2 separate regions of the Homo sapiens genome follow, and region 2 is linked to region 1. Evidence: read pairs that join two places in POLR2A ChIA-PET (ENCODE). Cell type or tissue: OCI-LY7. All regions are shown on one strand. Links, peaks and the distances in the headings refer to the core of each region. The heading gives the core; the rest is flanking DNA.

Evidence for each region. ChIA-PET counts read pairs that join two places held together with the same protein. Peaks named below come from ENCODE experiments on the same cell type or tissue, not always from the same donor. Only the 100,000 strongest peaks of a DNase experiment are listed, where the experiment ranks them.
Region 2: POLR2A ChIA-PET joins it to region 1 with 6 read pairs; 5 of 35 experiments call an interaction of 5 or more read pairs at or near these places.

The regions. Positions count from the first base shown.
Region 1 is chr1:182,748,220-182,754,848 of GRCh38, reverse strand. It overlaps a transcript of RGS8 not described here. Among named protein-coding and RNA genes, the nearest start is that of NPL, 38 kb to the left of the region's middle. In OCI-LY7, for the core only: no CTCF peak of the experiment used is centred there; no DNase peak of the experiment used is centred there.
Region 2 is chr1:182,626,811-182,633,203 of GRCh38, reverse strand. No RefSeq gene overlaps it. Among named protein-coding and RNA genes, the nearest start is that of LINC01686, 15 kb to the right of the region's middle. In OCI-LY7, for the core only: no CTCF peak of the experiment used is centred there; a DNase peak (open chromatin) is centred at 3,313; H3K4me3 peaks cover 1,884 bases; H3K27ac peaks cover 3,084 bases.

The DNA.
Region 1 (6,629 bases), core at 729-5,728:
TACAAGAACACACATTCACATATTTAAAAGCACTTGTGCATCTCCCTAAGCTACCCCTTCTCCAAGGGAAGCATCCCCAGTTCTTTCCATCAATCCTCATGCCACGTGTTCACTCCCTGTCTTGCTTCTTTCCCTCTGGACCGTGCAGTTGTAGCCTTTGGAAACAGACTAATACGGAGGCTGGAATTGGAAGCCACTTTTATGGAACAATTTTATGGGTAAAGAGTGAGCCTGCCAGCCTCAAAATTTCTTCCTTAGCACCTGGCAAGACTCTTCCCTGGAGCCTTAAAATTGGTTCTGCTTACAAGAGGGCACGCTGTAACTGGAGTTATGACTAACAGCTGAGCGCAAGCCCCCTCCCAACCGCCCTCCACCCGCAAATGGGTAAGAGTAGGCCCCCTGAAGAAAAGCATCAGAAATTGGAGTGGAGAGTTTTTCCCAAGCCTGTTCTAGCTTGAAGGCATTTCAAAGGAGAAACCCTGATGGACTGTGTCTCCCCAACTCTGGGGAAGAAACTGCAAGCTGGCAGGCAACCAGCTTGCAGCAACGGAGAGGAACTCCGGCCCATTCCCCCTTGTGGTTGTCGTGTTCAGGTCAGTACTAACTTTAGCCCTGCAGTCCTCAAATGGGGACAGTCCACTAGTGGATTAAATCCTCCTTAAATGATTAGAAGCTTTTAGCCAGAGATCAGAGGAAAGGAAATTATTTCATTTATTCTCTGCTGGTACACGATGACTTCCGGGGAAGCCATCCTCCAGTGTTTTGCAGAATAATAACACTTTCTATTCATATATCATTGATCTCCCAGGAGCTCAAAGTTCTCCACAAGCATCTTATCAGCTAATTTCACCTGAGGTGCTTGGGAAGGAGGGAGGAGGCAAGGACAACATTTGCTTTCTTTTTTTTTTTTAACCTTGAAGTGCAGGGGTACATGTGCAGGTTTGTTACATAGGTAAACTTGTGTCATGGGGGTGTGTTGTAGATTATTTCATCACCCAGGTATTAAGCCTAGTACCCATTAGTTATTTTTCCTGATCCTGTCCTTCCTCCCACCCTCTACCCTCTGATAGGCCCCAGTGTGTGTTGTTTCCCTCTATGTTTCCACGTGTTCTCATCATTTAGCTCCCACTTACAGGTGAGAACATGCACCCAAAGGAATATAAGTCATTCTATTATAAAGACGCATGCACACGTATGTTCATTGTAGCGCTATTCACAATAGCCAAGACACAGAATCAATCTCAATGTCCATCAACAACAGACTAAATAAAGAAAATGTGGTACATTAATACTATGGAATATATGCAGCCATAAAAAAGAATGAGATCAGGTTCTTTGCAGGGACTTGGATGGAGCTGGAGGCCATTATCCTTAGCAAACTAACATGGGAACAGAAAACCAAATACTGCATGTTCTCACTTCTAAGTGTTTGCTTTATTTTCTTCCTTGCGGTCATTCTTTTAGCTGAGACCTCTGCCCCTCAGAAAGAGAGGTGGGGGTAAGCAATGCTGAGGACTTTTTCATTATATAAATTGCCTTACAGTGTTGTCCCTCTACCGGCTTCTGCTGGGTGTCCAACTACCCACCACTAGGTCATTATCCTCTTTTTGTAATTTACTTGCCTCGTTTCAATGTGGGGTAAATACCCTCTTGTTGAGTTGGAGAAACTGGGGGCTCAGAGAAGCTGTGCAGGATGACTGAGTTCTCATGCCAGGCTATGGGTGAGTCTAAAGCCAGTGTTATCACATGTTCAGCTACTGACATGTCCCTCTAAATTCTTCCTGCCTGCAGTGCGCAGGGAGTGGTTACAGAGCTGAGGTTGGCCATAACTCTCTGAATCTGAAAAGATGCGTTCTGAAGCACGTTTGAGGATAAAAGAGGGACGCACATTGAGCCTGAAGGCCTGACCTCAAGTTGGCTGGCCGTCACTCTGAAGCGGCTCTTTTCAGACCTACATCCTGTGCAGTGCTCTGCAGATCAGGCTGCCTCTCTGGGACTTGAATGTTTCAAAAAGGATCTAAAGGGCCTTTCAAATGGTGCCGGGACATAAATAGCTTTCACAGAAGAATGTTGCCTCAGTGATGCGATGACTGAATCAGCACCACATTGAATTAGCAGCAATCTGGTGCTCTGGGTAATGGAGTGATGGTAAATGAACATTATTACGTTTTTACCCCGTGAATGAGTCCTTAATAAAAAAGACAAATGGCTTCCAGGTGTCTTGCCACAAAATTTCAACAACTGAGTCACTCAAGCTGGAGGGAAGAACAAAAGGCAGTATAGAATCTCCTCGTGATTCAGTGGCCGCCAACTTGGATTGTCCCCAGTTCCAACTTTAGCATCTTTCTTTAGTCATTCTACTGCACAGTCAGTTCCCCTTGTGTAGATGGACAACAGGAGGAATTTCTAATGAAAAGACAAAGCTGCCACTGTCCCATCTGACCAAGCATCCCCAGAGAGAACAGGCTTCCCATACCAGGAAATGCTGTTCCTGACAGGAACCACCTGTGTCTCGTCTGTGGCCGGGTCTTGAATTACTGGCCATTCTGGAGCAGGACCGGTTGATGTGCCGACTCCTGTGGCTGCTAGGATGTAAGGTAACCCCTCAGGAATGTTCTGTCAGCTGGCTCAGCCCAGCCTCTGCTGTCATGTCAGGAGGTGGGATGGCTTGGAAGTCTTGTCTCTGTCATAAACTAACACTGTGACATGAGGTGGCTTGGGATCTCTCTGGCTCTTATGTTTCTCAGCTGTGGGGTTCATGGCCAAGAAAGGAGTTGGGAAAGTATCAGGTGACAAACACAAATGCCTCTGGGGGTCAGATAGGTGACAGAAGTGAATGGATTGTCTGGGTGTAAGACAATAGGAACCGCGGCGCCTGTGAGGAACTGGAGAATAAATGCCTTGCCTGAAGATGTTCAAATTCAAATAAAACAAAAACAACCAGAACCCAATATTGTAGGCCAAATAAAATGCCAAGGGGTTAAGTTGATCTGATGATTAGAGTTTCCAACGTATTCTGGAAGGTTGCTTCTAGTTTTAATGATCCAGCCTTTATCTGCAAGTATGTATTCTTGTATATCAGAATTCCTAATTCAATTATGTATATGGTATATCTTTTTGAATGTGAGAAAGTATATTATGTACCTAATGCTTGGAATAAAATTCAGACCAATCTAGGCTTTTATAGGCTAAATCATAGCAAAAATCATTGATCTTAAGTTGTTGGTTAGAAAAAAATATTAAATGTATGTGGTAGGATGTGACTCAGAGGTCATTTAAGCTCCTCTGAGCCACAGCTCTGGGAAGACAGGGAAAATGAACCCCTTTTTAATCACACACTCCTCCTGTTCAGAGCCCAATTATTTTTCATCTGATTTGTACGTAGGCACGCGTGCAGGGACTGTGTCTGTCTTATTAAACACTGTACATGACCCTGGTACCTGACACCTAATAGGGTTCTCAACACATATATGATAAATAAATGAATGAGTTAATGAAAATAGTATGCCTAGGTTTTAGTCTTTTCTCTTTTAAACTATCTAATAAGCTATTGATTGCATAATTTATTTTAAAAGTGTAGATGTAATCATGCCAATTCTTGGCTCAAAGCCTTCTAAACATGCCACATTGCCTACACAACAAATCTCAAAGTTCTTGGCATGATCTTTATTTCCATGTTCTGATTTCTTCTTTCTGTTTAGTTCTATCTTCAAATGAAGTTGCTTCCCCTGCCCCCATATCATAGCCCACCTTAACTACTTGTTCCCCAAACAAGTTCTTTCATTTTCATGACATTCCCTCTGTAATGCCCAGCTCTTCTTTTTCTCCATCAAAATGTTATCCATTCTTCAAGATGCAAATGTCCCCTCTCCAGGAAACTTTGCTTTATTTTAAAGCCAAATCAGAAATAACTTCTTTCATCTGTGCTCTTTCTGCATATCTCATATAAAGTGAGTATTACATTCTGCCTTAAGTTGTAGCTGTTTATTTATATACCTACATCCTCTAGAATCTAGAGTCTAGATAGTATCTAGTCTAGTATCTAGAGTCTAGATAGTATCTAGTCTAGTATCTAGAGTCTAGATAGTAAACTTCCTAAAAGCATGGGCTATAAATTGTTCTTCTTTGCCTACTTCATAAACATGAAGGTATTCAATGCATTTATGTTGCATGATAAAACTTAAAAGTCTACATTTATTGGTTGTTTTTAATTGATGGAGAAATTTTGGTGGCTATCTGTTTGCAGTTAGAGGAACCCTCAACAAACAAGTTTAGTGAGAGAACAAGATAATCCAAGAATCCAAGAAAAAACTGTCACCTTTTGTGACAGAATTGTATAAAAATATATAGAAAAATGTCAGAAGCAATTCAACCTAAGACATAGGGTATTTTTTGCCAATGGGTTTAAGTATCTTCCTGTTGATTATAAAGAAAGAAAAATCATCTGTAAAGTCAAGGATCTGAACTATTGTTGATGTAAAGATGGGTAGTATTACAAAGACAAGTTCCAAAAAAGGGTGTTGGTCTGCACAGAGCCTGGAACTAAAAAATGTGGACATGGGAACCCTCACCACATCTTTATTTTTGTTCAGAAAAGAGGGTAGGCCATTTTCACTGACCAGTTCCAGTTTTGTAGAGTAAAAAGAAAAAATTTATTAGGCTTCCATAGCCCAAAAGAAAGAGCTGTTAAACATATCTCATACTATGTGTTCTAATTCTGCATTCACTAAATAATTTTCTGATCTATAATTTGTTTACTAGTTTTATTAATGAGCACCTATGTGCTTGGTCCTATTGAGAACTTTTATGTATATTAACTTACTTAACTTTCATAACAACCTTCTGAGGTAGGTATTAAAAGCCCCATTTTTAGATGAAGAAACAGACTAAGAGAGGTTAAGTACAGTGAGAACACATGGACACAGGCAGGGGAACAACACACACTGGGGCCTGTTGGGGCATCAGGGAAGGGAGAGCATCAGGACAAATAACTAATGCATGTAGGGCTTAATACCTAGGTGATGGGGTGATAGGTGCAGCAAACCACCATGGCACACATTTACCTGTGTAACAAACCTGCATGTTCTGCACACGTATCCTGGAACTTGAAGTAAAATAAAATTCAGAAAAAGAGAGAGGTTAAGTAATGTCCTCAGTCACCCATCAGAAAATGGTAGAGCTGAAGATTTAATGCAATCTGTTTGAAAATACCAGTGATATGCTTAACAGAAATAGAAAAAAAATCCTAAAATTCATATGGAATCACAAAAGACCTCAAATAGCAAAAGTAATCTTGAGTAAAAAGAGCAAAGCTGGAGGTGTCACACTACCTGATTTCAAAGTATACTACAAAGTCCTAGTAATCAAAACAACATGGTACAGTGTGTGGTATTAAAACAGACACATAGACCAAAGGAACAGAAAAGAGAGCCCAGAACTAAATCCATGCATTTAAATCCAACTCATTATTGAAACACCAAGTACATAATGGGGAAATAAAGTCCTCTTCAATAAATGGTATTGGGAAGACTGGATATCCACATGGAGAATTAAAAAAATTAGACCTTCCTCTCTTGCCATATACAAAATTAACTCAAAATAGATTAAAGACTTAAGTGTAAGACCTGAAGCTATGAAACGACTAGAAGACAACACAGGAGAATCATTTCATAACACTGGTCTGGGCCAGGATTTTTTGGATAAGACCTCAAAAGTACAGACAACAAATGTAAAAGTAGACAAATGGGATTACATCAAACTAAAAAGCTTCTGCACAGCAAAAGAAATAACAGATAGAAGAGACAACCTGCAGAGTGGGAGAAAATATTTGCAAACTATACATTTCAGAGTTAACATTCAAAATATATAAGGAGTGCAAACAACAGCAAAAGACCAAATAACCTGATAAAAAAAATAGGCAAAAGACCTGAATAAGCATTTCCCAAAAGAAGACATACAATGGCCAGCAGGTATATGAAAATATGCTCAACATCACTAATTGTCAGGGAAATGCAAAATAAAATCCCAATGAGATACCATTTCACCCAGTTAGAATGAACAGTATAAAAAAGACAAAACAGAACAAGTGCTGGGGAGGATGTGGAGAAAAGGGAACCCTTATATACTATTAGCAGGAATGTAAATTAATGCAGCCCTTATGAAAAACAGTATGAAGTTTCCTCGAAAAATTTTAAATAGAACTACCATATGATCCAGTAACTCCACTACTGGGTATATATCCAAAGAAATTGAAATCAATATGTCAGAGATATCTGCACTCTTGTGTTAATCACAGCACTGTTCACAATAGCCAAGACATGGAATCAACCTAAGTGTCCATCAATGGATGAATGGATAAGAAAATGTGGTGTATATACACAATGGGATATTATTCAGCCATAAAAAGAATGAAATCCTGCCATTTGCAACAATTAACCTGGAGGATATTATGTTAAGTGCAATAAGCTGGGCACAGAAAGACAAATACTGCATGATCTCACTCACATGTGAAATCTTTACAAAGTTATCACATAGAAGTTGGGAATAGAATGGTGGTTGCCATAGGCAGAGATGGTTAGGAGAGGGGGAAATGGGAAGATGTTGGTCAAAGGATACATAATTATGGTTAG
Region 2 (6,393 bases), core at 465-5,464, 120 kb after region 1:
CATTTTTTATGTGAACACCAGAAAACATGTACAAGAATGCTCTTAGCAGAACTGTTAGCAATAGCAAAAGACTGGAGACCATACAAAGGGCTCTCATGAGAAGAATGAGAAGGATAAACTGTGGTACATGAGCACAGTGGAATATCATAAAGCTGTGAAATGAATGAACTCTAGGGACACTATAGTAACCATATAGATGAATCTTAGCAAAATAATATTGGAAAAAGGCAAGTTATTTTATTACAATTTAAATATAATCAAAATAAACAATATATTTTAAGATTTCCATATACATGGAATAAATCTAAAAGAGAGCAAAGAAATGATTGGGGATGGGGTTGGCTTGGGTAAGGGAAGGTGTAGCAGGATGAGCCGCAGACAAAACTTCTCAGACACCGAGTTAAAGAAGGAAGTGGTTTATTTGGCCGGGAGCATCAGGCAAGACTCCTGTCTCAAGAGCCGAGCTCCCCGAGTGAACAATTCCTGTCCCTTTTAAGGGCTCACAACTCTAAGGGGGTCCACGCAAGAGGGTCATGATCGATTGAGCAACAGAGGGTACGTGACAGGAGCTGCATGCACCGGTGGTCAGGCTGAAACAGAACAGACCAGGAAGTTTCACAATGTCTTTTCTATACAATATCTGGAATCTATAGATAACATAACCGGTTAGGTCAGGGGTCAATCTTTAACTACCAAGCTTAGGTCAGGCAGGCCCAGGCCTGGTTTCGGGTCTGGTTCCTAGGCTTCGGGCCAACTGCTTTTAGTTTTGCTTTTCTTTTTTTTTTTTTTCTGAGTATAAAACAATATAAAACAATATGAGAAGGTCTGTCTCTCTTCTCTCATTTCCTCCCTAGTAAATAGAAATTCTTTTCTCAAGCTTGTATAGTTTCCTCATCGCTCTAATTTCCCCCTACATCCCCCATCTCCAATTTTTTCCTCAACTTCTATTCTTTAGAGCTGTCCTGGTTTCAAATCCTGATTCTGGTTATTTACTAGCTGTATGATTTTGAACAGTCTCATTAACTTCTTTCAGCCTCAGTTTCCTCATCTATAAAATGGACCCAGCAACTCCACTCCTAAATATGTAAATCTCAGAAACATTTTTTATGTGAACACCAGGAAACATGTACAAGAATGCTCTTAGCAGCACTGTTAGCAATAGCAAAAGACTGGAGACCATACAAAAGGCTCTCATGAGAAGAATGAGAAGGATAAACTGTGGTACATGTGCACAGTGGAATATCATAAAGCTGTGAAATGAATGAACTCTAGGGACACTATAGTAACCATATAGATGAATCTTAGCAAAATAATATTGGAAAAAGGCAAGTTATTTTATTACAATTTAAAGATAATCAAAATAAGCAATGTATTTTACGGTTTCCATATACATGGAATAAATCTAAAAGAGAGCAAAGAAATGATTGGGGATGGGGTTGGCTTGGGTAAGGGAAGGGAGGGGAACAAGCAGATGAATAGATGTAAGTTACCATCAGTGTAATTCCTGGGTTGGGTATAGGTTCAAGGGTAATCACCAAATCAATAAAATAAATGATTGAAAGAGAGAACAAATAAATATTTAAGACCCAAGCATGCACTAATAAGTACAGCATGAAATGAATCAAAGATTATAAAGATTAATTCAATTTTGTACACTGAAGTCTATTAACAAATATGATTGCAGGGATTGTGAGATTGCATTAAATGAGATAATGTACATCATGACCTACTAATGCACTAGCTGTCATCCAGTAGGTGTTCAAAAATAAAGTTAATCTCTCTATTCTCCTAGCCAAGCAGGGACCTTATCATGCTTCCCATAATTCAGGATTCTTAGTGCTTTGATCCTTTAGGGCTGAATCCTAAATTGCCCACTAACTTCCTTCCATTTCTTCCCTCCCTTCCTCTACCCTCCTGCTCCACCCCAGAGCAAATAAATCTTCCCTGTCCTATGTTACAGAGTTGTGGGAACAGGATATATGAGAAGGCTTTGAGACTATTCAGTGCCCCCAGTACACTCTTGTTTTCCTGTGTGCCCTGCATTCCATCAGTGGATGAAAGAAGGCACAACTCTTGAGCCTAGGTAGCTTCCAGTCCTTTGTGAGGCTCACTCACAGGTGGAAAGGACACATGGCCATGCTCTTGGTGTTCAGAGGGGAGAGAGACTGTGTGATCTGTAATATTCTAGGAGGATACTGGAGAAGGTGGTCTGAGGTTGCACCTGAAATGACATCCATGGGCTTAATGGAAAGTATCTTGGATTGGAACTTGGAGCTATAAAATCTTGTAAAATCTTGAGATTCTCACTCACTGGCTGTAGGTGGGCAAGTTAATTAGCCTTACTGAGCCCTGCTTTTCTCATCTGTGTAATGCAACTTGGAATGCTTGGAATGTAAACTAAGCACACATACTCACAACCAACACAATGCTGGGCACAGAGTGGACATTCCAAAAACATTTGCTGAATCTGAACCCCATATCCTCTCCAGAACCCTAGTTTCCCTCTGGGAGATTGGCTGGTACACTCACTCCGACTGGAGTGGAAATGGCTTTATCTAGATTTGGCAGGAAAGTGTCACTTTGAGTTTCAATGCTGACAAATTGGTAGGACAGATAGGTGACATTTGTCATGGGGTTGGAAGCAGTTTCCTGATTCCCAACCATGCCTCCTGAGCCCCATATCCATGGGAGCAGAACGCTGGGAAAAGATGTGACAAGTCACACGCACAGGTGCCTCTTTTCTCAACCGTGTGCCACATGGAACCAAGGAAATAGGACAATCAGAGCAGTCCCAGGAGGGAAAAGAGATCACTGAACAGCAATTCTGGAGAGCCCTGATGGTGAGGGAAACTGGGGGAGAGGGCTGATGAGGGGCACTGGTGATTTTATAAACCATAGGCCTTTTAAAGCTTGTTAGGCTTGGCTGGAGAAAGTTACCTCTTTTTATCAAAAATGTGACTTAGCCCAGTCCAGCAGCATGATTCGGTCTGTGGGACAGACAGGAAGCCTGGAGTGAATTCTGCCATTTATTTTCAAAACAGAGATATACTGAACACCCATTATGTGCTGGCCAGGGTGCTAATTAAGCTTTTTATATACTTAAAAAAAAAATCTTCACAGTATCTAACCATTGAATGTCTCCAAATATTCATTTTCTAGGTAAGAAACAGACTTGCCACAGTTTCTTAGGTCAGATGGGGTTATCCAGAGATAAACAGTGAAAATGTGGGTGCAGAAACCAGGAGTGGGGGTGGAGGTGACTGATGGTGGTGGGTGTTGCCCGCTGCCACAGACAGGAAGTAAGGGCATCCTGTATCTTAGGTCACCCCTGCCTGTCTAACTCAGAGGCGGGGGTGGTGTCTGCGGATTTTGACCAGGGCACAGTTATGAGACTTCAGAGGGCAAGGTGGCTCTGGAGGTCCCCAGCTCAGTTAGAAATATCCCTGCCATTCATTACTGACCTTTCCACAGAGCCAATCCTGCCACACTATGTGGTAAATGGAGGGTGACTAATGTGTGCCCATCACAACAGCCACATTTGCATTTAGCTGAGACAAAAGCCTCAGTTACACCAAGTTGGGGATAACAGTTGGTGAGATTTTAAGCATCAGTCAGAATTTGGGAGAGAAGGAAGAGTTTAATCACAAGGCCCTTTGGGTGCCCTGCTCACCATGCAAGAGGAGCTGAATTTTGTCCTGGTTGAAAATGCGGCCTGTCTTCTCTCCCCTACCCTCCTTATGTTTGAAACTCTGGGATATTTGCTTGTCTTTGTGTCTTTGTGAGTAGGGAAGATATTTGGGAGCTCTTTTTTGAGATAAGGTATATGAAAGTGTTTTATAAATAGTAAAAGGTTACATAAGAGCAAGGCGATGCTTTTATTACTGCTTCCTATGGAGCCAGCTGCAGGAGAAGGCCTCTGATCTCACTCCCAATAGGAGCCTTTCTCCATTCACTGGAGCCTGACCCAGATTGGACACTCAGGAATACATCTTATGTAAGATTTGGCTAAATTGAACAAAGCCCATCTTTCCAGTCCACGTTTGGGTTGATTTATTTCAATTAAAAGTTTCTATTGAGTGTTCACAATGTACACAGGCACTGTATATAGCTAAAGATATAAAGGAGAATAATATATACATGATTCCTATCTTCAAGGAATTTACAGTTCAGTGGAGAGATTTTTAAAAGGGTGGAAATCCTTTTGTTAAAGAAAATTTTAGTTAAAACTCCAATACCTAAAATGAAAAGGGAGCTGCTTTGATTAAGGTGGAGGTAGAAGAAAGGAGAGGCAGAGAAGGTAGGAGAGGAGGAGGGAGGCCAGGGTGCTGTTGGCTGGACCTCACCATTGCCCCCAGAGGCCTTTCAAGGGTTTCTCAGAGGCCAGTTCAAGCAGCCACAATTTCCATAAGACTTCTAGAAGAAAACAGGAGAATATTGTAATGGCTTGAGGAGCGGCAAAAATTTCTTAGGACATAAAAAGCTCTAAGCATAAAAGGAAAAAAAACTGATAAATTGGTTGGGTGCAGTGGCTCACACCTGTAATCCCAGCACTTTGGGAGGCTGAGGCAGGTAGATCACCTGAGGTCAGGAGTTCAAGACTAGCCTGGCCAACATGGTGAAACCCCATCTCTATTAAAAATACAAAAACTAGCCGGGTGTGGTGGTGAGCTCTTGTAATCCCAGCTACTTGGGAGGCTGAGGCAGGAGAATTGCTTAAACCCGGGAGGCGGAGATTGCAGTGAGCCAAGATCACGCCACTGTACTCCAACCTGGGTGACAGAGCGAACTCCATCAAAAGCAAAAACAAACAAACAAACAAAAACTGATAAATTATACTACCTCAAAAATGAAAATTTCCACTTATCATGTAATACTGTTAAAATAAATAGGGAAGCCAGATTGGGAGAAGATATTTGCAATATATGTATCTGACAATAGACGTGTGTCAAGAATATGTAAAGAATTCCTACAACTCAATAGAAAACAAACAAAATACAATTTTCAAATTAATCAAAAGACTTAAACACACACTTCACAAAATAATATACATGAATGCCAATAAACCAAATCAAAACCTGGTGAACACCATCACTTGTTAGGAGAATGCAAATCAGATAATTTGCCAAAAGTTTGCTTTGTAAACAGTGGTGCCAGAATTGGAAACAGCCTGTGCCCTTCTCTGTTCCATGGATCTCCAAGTACATTTTCCTATTTTAGTTATACAATGTTTTTCATATCCCTTCTCTGCCTCCAAATTATTTTTATCTACAGTACTAAAGCCATGAGGAGACAGCTAGATTTCCATAGATGTCAATGGTTATGTAATTCTTCACTTACGGCCCTGGAGGCCTCTTTTCTAAGTTCACAAATGACATATTAATATTTCTCTTTGCTAGGGAGTAATCTCCCAGTGAGCTGCAGTTACTGCCCTCTGTAAATATGAAACACACATTACTATTAGTGTATTACCATAATGGTTCTCTCCTGCCCATAAACAGCCGCACATGTGAAATATAAATGGCAACCAAAAAGAGTGCTAAGGGGCCCCTGCTCAGAGCTGTAAGAGGGTCTTCCAGGGACTAGGGACCATTAGGAAAAATAATGCCAAAAACCACAGTGAAGTTCTACTATGTATCCACTAGAATATGTAAAATGAAAATCCAGCTAACAAAAGGGGGTTGGTAAGGCTGTAGCATGACTGCAATTCTTATATAGTGCTGGTGTAAATGTAAAATGGTACAAAGCACTTTATAAGGCAGCTTGATAGTTTCTTATAAATCTAAATATATACCTTCCGTATGGCCCAGCTACTCCACTCACAGGTCTAAAAACATATGTCCACAAAAAGACATATCTGCAAATGTTCATCACAGCTTTATTCACAATAGGCAAAAACTTGAAACAACACAAGCAAGCAAGACAATGAATAAGAAATTGTGGAATTCTACTCAGCAATGGAAAAAGACGCACTACTGATAAATGCACCAACTCAGATGAATCTCAATAACATGCAGCGTGCAAGAAGCCAGATGCAGAAAGACTGCATTCTGTATCAAAGTCTAGAACAGGCAAACTAATCTATGTTTTAAAAACATCAGGAAAGTAGATGCCTGGTTGGGGACAGGGTGGCAGTGGGAAATCGGAAGAGGGTACAAGGGAACTATCTGGGATGATGGGAATGTTCCATGTATCAATATTGAGGTAGGTTACATGAATGAATGCATTTGTCAGAACTTCCTGAATTAAAACTGTTAAGATCCCAGCATTTTGCTTTCTGTAAATTACATCTCAATATGAAATGTTAGGCAATGACATTCTGGAAAATAAAACTGTAGATGGTAAAAAGATCACTGATTGCCAGAGGCTTTGGAGGGTGGAATAGACAGAGCACAG